Linked DNA regions of Mus musculus: regions 1 and 3 are each linked to region 2. Evidence: chromatin loops called from intact Hi-C (ENCODE). Cell type or tissue: left cerebral cortex. All regions are shown on one strand.

What was found. A loop is a pair of places that touch in the nucleus more often than their neighbours do. Peaks named below come from ENCODE experiments on the same cell type or tissue, not always from the same donor. Only the 100,000 strongest peaks of a DNase experiment are listed, where the experiment ranks them.
Region 1: it touches region 2 in a loop (14-fold over the local background); 3 of 42 quality-filtered maps call a loop at or near these places.
Region 3: it touches region 2 in a loop (5-fold over the local background); 2 of 42 quality-filtered maps call a loop at or near these places.

Annotation. Positions count from the first base shown.
Region 1 is chr17:49,083,188-49,085,687 of GRCm38, forward strand. The region is part of intron 2 of Lrfn2 (leucine rich repeat and fibronectin type III domain containing 2); the gene reads left to right. Among named protein-coding and RNA genes, the nearest start is that of 1700008K24Rik, 29 kb to the right of the region's middle. In left cerebral cortex, no CTCF peak of the experiment used is centred here; DNase peaks (open chromatin) are centred at 68, 975, 1,455 and 2,120; H3K27ac peaks cover 1,064 bases.
Region 2 is chr17:49,170,823-49,173,322 of GRCm38, forward strand. It overlaps Gm30475 (a long non-coding RNA gene), which reads right to left and starts at 1,784. Exons shown (of 3, transcript XR_385629.3): 1 at 1,565-1,784. In left cerebral cortex, CTCF peaks have their summits at 1,436 and 1,652; DNase peaks (open chromatin) are centred at 911, 1,082, 1,456 and 1,667; H3K4me3 peaks cover 606 bases.
Region 3 is chr17:48,415,833-48,418,332 of GRCm38, forward strand. Oard1 (O-acyl-ADP-ribose deacylase 1) reads left to right here. Exons shown (of 6, transcript NM_001289490.1): 6 at 852-1,438. The coding sequence ends at 954. Among named protein-coding and RNA genes, the nearest start is that of Gm30283, 6.4 kb to the right of the region's middle. In left cerebral cortex, a CTCF peak has its summit at 1,213 (motif pointing right); a DNase peak (open chromatin) is centred at 1,184.

The sequences.
Region 1 (2,500 bases), 88 kb before region 2:
CGGATGAGAGCCCTGCCCTGTCTAGAGAGCCTCTTGTCTCTTGGCACTCACACCCATGCAAAAGCCACTAGGATGTGATGTGGGAGTTACCAGATGTCTCAAGACAGGGCCATGTTAAGTCGTCTGACAGAGCACTGGTTATGTTTTTCTCTGCTGGGGAACCTTATTGTGGCCCCTGAAAGACTCCTAGTAGGGAGCAGGGCAGGCACTCTGACTTCTCAGTGTATAGCTCAGCCTGCAACTGCATTGCTGACCCAGCTTCTCTGCCTCACCTCTCTCTCTCTCTCTCTCTCTCTCTCTCTTTCTTTCTCTCTCTCTCTCTCTCTCTCTCTCTCTCTCTCTCTCTCTCTCTCTCTCTCTCTCTCTCTCTCTCCTCTGTTTGTTTTTTATTCTCACTCTGCCTTCCAGACTTTTTACAGGGTCTCTTGTAGCTTAGGCTGGCCCCCAACTCTCAATGTAGCTAAGGATGACCTTCCAATTTTGGTTCTCCTGATTCTACCTCCCAAATGCTGGGATTGCAGGCATGTATAACCACACCTGCTTTGTGCCGGGCTGGAGATGGACCCCCAGGGCCTCGTGATGCTAAGCAACCACTCTACTCACTGGGCCACATCCTAGCATCCCTGATAGTCATTATTTATGATACTGTTTAATTAGCCCATTAGGTTGGCCACAGCACTTCTGACAGCCCCCCCCCCCCTTTTTGTGCTAGTATCTGGCCATGACAGAAGTAGCTATTACAGATATAAGAGTGGCCTGAGATCAGGGTCTTGGTGACCTGTGCTTTATCCCCTAGGACATGTGGACAGAGTGGGCTTTTCAGGTTCTCGGCATGGGGACAGGATCTGAGAAGTTACGATGCTGGTGGGGTGGCAGCTGGCCCTGAACACTTGGGAGATATTTTTACCACCCATCAAAATGCCACCTCGTGCTCGCTGAGCTGATGCCAAGGCTGCTCCCAGCCTGTGCTCATCTCCTCCCCCGACTTTGACTGTTGCCAAGAAGGTCTGAGTGGAAAAGCTTGGAAAACTCCATGTGGGTGTGGCTGGGAGTCAGCGGTTCTCTCTCCCCCAGGACAGGGACTGGGAAAGCTTCCAGGTGGTGGGCTGTGGCTGAGACTCAGATTGTACTCTCCTCACCTTACATGTGAGAAGGCTCAGAGGACCCCGTCCCAAACTATCACAGATCAGAGGACCCAAAATTCTGAGGTGGTTGTTCATTTGTTCGTTTTTTGCCTATAATGGGCAGAAAACTAGGAGGGACTGGTGTGGTTTCTTTGGGTAATGGACAATAGAGGAAGCTATGAAGGGCACAGTGGAAGTCTTAGCAGCTACAGAAAACTAAGAGCATTTCCTAGGTATATGGCCAAAAGCCTGAGAGAACTTGGGATGGGGAAAAGGGAAAAGCCAAGATTCTTGGTTTCTATCCAGCTCCTTGATCAGCACAGCTATCTTGGACTTGGTTCTTCTGGCTTTAAAATGGGACCTCCCCCTCCCCCAATTTCACCGCTTGAAAAAAAAAACAGAGTAAGAACAAGACAGTCCAAGCTTACCCACACTAGCCTTCTCTTTTACCAATCACCCCACCCCTCACTCCCACTCTCCACATTGCTGCAGTGGTCCTTATACGAAGATAAGTTTGGAGTCAGGCCTAAGGACAGGTCTCGTCTATAGAGATCTGGTGTGTGTGTGTGTGTGTGTGTGTGTGTGTGTGTGTGTGTGTGTGTGTGTGTGTGTTGAGAAGGGCCATCCCCCACAAGGCTCAGGAGTGAATAAGTTCTCAGATGTAACAAACGGACCTGGCATGTAACCTAAGCTCATCTCTTCATCTCTGGCCTCCTAAGAAAGAAAGTTTGAGCCCTGGTCTGCCATACTCTACAAAGAGTGTCTCCATACTTCTCCCAGGACAAGAGAGGCTTTGAGGTGTGAGGTGGATCTGGGGGTGATAGTTACAGATGACATGTTTAAGTCAAGGCCGGTGACTCCATTCACTTTCACATTATCCTGTTACCTATTCTCTTCCTCACTGACACCCCCAGAATTATCATCCACATCTCCAGTGGAGATGCTGTGAGAAAACAGAGAATGTATGAGCCCAGCTGACTCTCCTGTCATCCACCCACAGACAAGTAGAAAGTGGGCGGGCACTTCAGAGGAGTCGCACTTACACAAGTGCAAGAAGTTTTTCAGGCAGTGCTAATGATATCTGAGGAACAAAGCTTTGAATTGAGGGCAGGATGTGGCTTAGAGGGACTGGAAGAGTCCATCTGAGTCAGGTAGATGCAGGTCTTCTCCTTGCAGACAGAAATGGTGGCCGAGTTCTCAGGCGTTCTAATTTATAACTTACAATTTGAGTCACAGCTACACTGGCTGCTATCACCACCTCTGAGCATACAAGAAAACAAAAAACAAAAAAAACAAAAAACCCAAAACCAGGCCATGCCTTGACCCTAACAACAGGCAGACTTGGGGCAGACAGCAGCAGAGAGTAATGACCTAGT
Region 2 (2,500 bases):
AGAGGAGAGAGGAGCAAGAGACTTTCCAGCAGGTGAGAGCTCCCTCGCAGAAGGTAGATTCCAGGTGGAAAGACTGCCCACATGTCTTACCTGCTTCATGATAGTGCTCTGCTGGGCTGGATTTGACCCATCTCCTCCCTAGAGAGCACCCAGTGTACTTCTGGCCACTCAAGGCTCTGAACATTTTATCCTGTTATGGCCACTCTAAGTTCTGCCTCTTGGAATGGCTGGCATAGGTTTTGCCGCCGTACATGGGCACCTATGTGAGCTTGAGATTAAAAGCATGGGAGTCAGTGTCACCCCATGTCTGCCTCCTGGCAAGAGTAAGGACAGATGCATCTGGGATCAGAGGCAGCAGAGGGGGCCAGGACCCTTTAGCAGTCAGGAATGGGAAGTAGACTCCAAGCCACAGGAATGGAACATACGCCTCCTATGGGAGTCTGGTCCTGGTTGATTTATCCTTGTTCCTAGCTGGGTAGTGACTTCCAAATATCTGGTGTCTCCAGCCATTTCAGACCTTTAGTTTCTGTTTAAACTAACCAGAGCACGCTGAACCAGGAACTCCAACTGTGTGAGGTTCAAGTTACCAGGAACAGTTACACACGTTACAAGCTTGCCCAGAGTGAATGCCAGGCTAGCCTGGACAACTTAGCTGAGAACCTGACACAAAATAGCAAGTTTACAATGAGAAGGGCTGTGGACATAGCTCACTGGTAGGGCATTTCCTGGCATGTACAAGACCCCAGCTCACCACCTTCCTAGTACCGTAAAATCAAATAAAAGTGAAATAAAACCAGCCTACTACAGACAGTTTGAAAGCACTCTGTCTGAAGTGAGAGGAAGCTCTGCCGGAGAAAACGAAAAATGGGGGCGTGGCAACGGGGAGTCGGGGCGTGGCGGAGCTGGGGGCTGCTGCGGGAAGTGAAGCACCAAGCAAGAATTGGACGTTGGAACTACTGATAGTGATGGACCCTTGCCGCAGCAGAAGGTTGAACATCAGGATTTTAGGGGGAGCCTCACCCCCACGCCCACATATACACACACCCTCAGCATGCTCCACAAAGCTGCTCCTTTGGAACCCGTTGCAGATGAAGCTGGGATCGCTGCAATGGGTTGCGGGGCGGGGTGTAGAGGGTGTGTAGGAAGGAGACAAGGATGAAGCCTGCTGGCCACCTTATCCTGCTTTAGACGGACCTCGCTCTCCAGGCTGACCCTCCAGATGGCAGTGCAGGGAGCACAGCAGAGAGGTAAAGGCTGGGAACCTCAAACGTAGAGGCCAGGGCGGTCAGAAATTTTTTCCCATTTTTTTTTTTCCTCCCAAGACTCAGCTCGGTGAGGACTTTGGTGGCTGCGCTGGCCTGTCTCCTCTACAGAACTTTCATCAGGGGACTAGACTGACTCTCTCGGCTCAGAAAGCCTCTATTCTGCCCCCACCAGGCGGTTTTTCCCTCTCATTTTTGTTTCTCTCTCCCACCTTCTCTGCATTTGTCTCAAGTCACTATCCTGAACTACAACTCCTTTCTTTCTCCTCCCTCCTGCACGTGAACATCAACGCTTCACTCACCTCTGCCGGCTTCTAACCAAGACCCCCTGCCCAGTCAATGCCTGGCTGCTTCTGGCTAACATCATCAGCACCACACACGCTCTTCAGAGAAGCTGGTACTGACTGACAGGGAGGCCGAGCTGCTGACATAGTCCCAGCCTGCTTCCAACTCCATCTCTGGACTTCTTTACCCAGCTCTCTCATCTCTGCCCCTCTACCTCTGGGCTTGAGAAAGGGAGGAGGTGGGGTGGGAATATCTTCCCGGCGTTAACAGCAGCTGCTGTGTGGGGAACATTATCTTAATTGAGTCTCAGCTTGTTCCAAGCCACTTGGCTATCATAAATAATAGATGTTCAATGGGTCTGTAAGACAGAAGGGCCAAATGAAGCCACAAGGTGGCTGGTGCCCGCAGACTGTAGGGCGGCTGGCTCTACCTCTCTCTCAAATCTGTGGTTCAGCTCCCATCCCCGCCCCCAGCCCACAAGTGAGGTTTTCAATCGGAACCCTGCTATGCCATGCAAATGGAAAGGACTATGAACCAGCAGCCCTCCGAGCCTTTCAGGAAAGGGTAGGGAAGCCACACAGAAGGGTCAAGGCCAGGCTGCCAGCAGACTATTCAGCTGAGCATGAAACCCACCACATCCCCTCTTCTACACACACCAGCAGATGTTCTTTGGTTTGTGGCTTTAATCCTAGGGCGGAAATCATGTGGCCACCTGTTCCTCCGGTCCCCGGTGTCTTCCATGTTTCCGTGTATAGAAAAAGCTGCCGTTCAGAGAACCAGAAAAATGTTTTGGCACGGTGATGCTGTTTCCAGAGCCCCTGTTTGCAAAGGCACCCTTGATCTGCAAAACCTCCCTCTTTGCGGAGCCCAGGGCTATCTATTGAGGAGAGATTACGTATAGCCTGCAATAATGCTAGGAAATTCTGCCTCCCAGGTTCTCATAACCTCACTGC
Region 3 (2,500 bases), 750 kb before region 2:
CAAGTGACTTTCAGTGTGACCACAACATCTCTTCTTTTTATTTTTTAATGTGCATTAGTGTTTTGCTTGCATGTATGTCTGGGTGAGGGTGTTGGATCCCTGGAACTGGAGTTAACAGGCGTTGTGAGCTGTCATGTGGATGCTGTAAATTAGAACCCCTGGTCCTCTGGAAGTGCAGCCAGAGGCCTCTCTCCAGGCCGTCATCGTTTCTTCAATATACTAGTGGCTTATGTATCAGAAAGTTAAAAAGTCACTGTTCAGGAACTTGATTGTCCTGCTGTCGTGTGAAATTGGCAGGTTTAAGCTTTCCCTTTGTCCCGAGGGCTGTGTCATATTAGAAAGTGTCAGGTGGTAGAGTTGACCATCTGGTTGCAAAGGCCTCATTCTTGTCACACAGCCAGCAGCATCTCCGGGCATTCCGTTTTGACTTCCTTCCTAAGGTCCTCCCTCCTGTGCATGCTCCCTAACTCTCTATTATTTTAAGTATGTTTTAAACATATGGACATTTTCCTGCCCACTCAAGTCAGTTTTCATTGAAAGAGTAACTAGGCTAGTGACCTCGTATCAAAGAGTGAAATAATTAGAAAGTACTTAAAAATAATTGGAAAGCAAAGAGATACGATGGTCGCCCAAGAACTGTCTTGAGTGACTTCACAACAAGAATCGACCTGGAGATTTTTCATCGTGGCTTCCTGTGGGTGAGAACCTGGGAAACTGCTTTGGTTAGAGCCCAAAGGGAGCGGGGAGGGGGCAGGCTCCTAAGCACGTCCATCATAGCCAGTGGAGGGTGTGTGTTCACGCGTCCTCTTAACCAAAGACCAAGAAAAGGGCGTGTTTTCCTTTGTTCTCAGGATTGGATGTGGTCTGGATCGGCTGCAGTGGGAAAATGTATCTGCGATTCTCGAAGAGGTGTTTGAGTCAACAGACATCAAAATTACTGTGTACACACTCTGAACAGATGAAGATCTTGGATGAGCCCGTGGTCTTTTGTGTCATCTACGAAGCTGTGGGACTAAGCAGCTGTAGGACCTCAGAATGGGCAAGGACAGTCTGTGAGAGGGAGTCTCTCCTAGGCCAGATGTGGGTTTCTGTACTCCAAGAGGATAGGGAGGGCACTGCACCCAAGCAGGAGGTGAGGTCTGTCACTAGGCAGGAAACCATGTAGGTAAGTGTAGGACCTGCTTTGCTTAGCCACTACTGGATTTGTTTGGCTGGCCACTGGGTGGCAGCATAGGTTCTAATTTTCTTTTGAAGAGAAATTGTGGGAAGGGTAAACTTTTGAGATTTTTTTTTTTAAAACAATTTTATGTTTGTGCACTTTGTGTTAATCTCACCAAAAATCATCATAGGAAAGGATTATGGTTTTTAGTTATGACATCACAATGTGTCAAGAGTGGAACAATAAACGTTTCCCTTGTGTTCACTGAGGTTTGCACACATGAACGTCTGTGTTCTGGATCTTGGGGACAGGCTAAACTTGAGACTCAATTTTGAAGAGCCAGAGTTCCCTGGGGAGAACAAGAAGGTAAGAGGAGGTATGGACAAGGACTGTCCGCCTGGTTACAAGGTGCGGTTAGAGTGCTTGTGGGGCTCTTTACTGTCTGCTGTGGAGTTGATGTGATTGGACATGCCTGGACTTAATCAGGAGGCCAGCAAAGGAACACTGAAGACTCAGAGGCAAGAGCGGGTTCCAGGTCCTAGAAGATTGTGACATGCAACTAACTGGGCTCTCACGAGCACTACAGTAATTATTGGTCCCTCTTCTGAAACTAAGGACAAGCATCATGTCTATGGTGGGGAGATAAAGCCCGCTGATTTAGTCAGTGTTCTGTTATTAGAGATACTGGGGCAAGTAGGAATCCTCCCTACCCCACAGTGCTTGTACTGCAAGTTAACACAGCCAGACGTACCACAGTCTGTACTCCAGTGTGAAGGCTGATTGGTCAGGAATGGGCGATTCTTCCAGTGTGAAAATAACTAAGTTAGAAGGGGCTGTGGAGACACCAGGAGAGCCCTGATGATGGGATTCCTCGGTACATGAGATATTGCATATTGCAGCCTGCTGGCAGGGGGGTCGAAGGGGAGCACACAAGTTCTACATGGTACTGTGGGAGGAGTCCAAAGCTGTCGTTAGAACCTGTGTCTCTAAAGCCGTAGGAAGAAAATGTCCAAGTACATGAAGCAGATGATGAGAGCGGGTGATGGGCAGATGATAGTATTTCACTCTGGGAAATCTTTACGTTCCTTCTCTCCCATGGATTGAATCTATAGCCTTTCATGTTAGACTGTTCCTCCACCAGCCTACACTTCAGCCCCCATGGGAACAACTGAATGCTTGCTCAGATCAGTAGCTCTCTAGGCGCCTTTGCTTTTAAGGGGATTATAGTTAATAGTTAATTTTTGTCAGGGAGCCTGATTGGCTGTCAGTGACATTCTGGACCTTGGTGGGAATGGGATTAAGTGCCTTTGGGTCAAATTCCGGTGACTTATCACACATGAA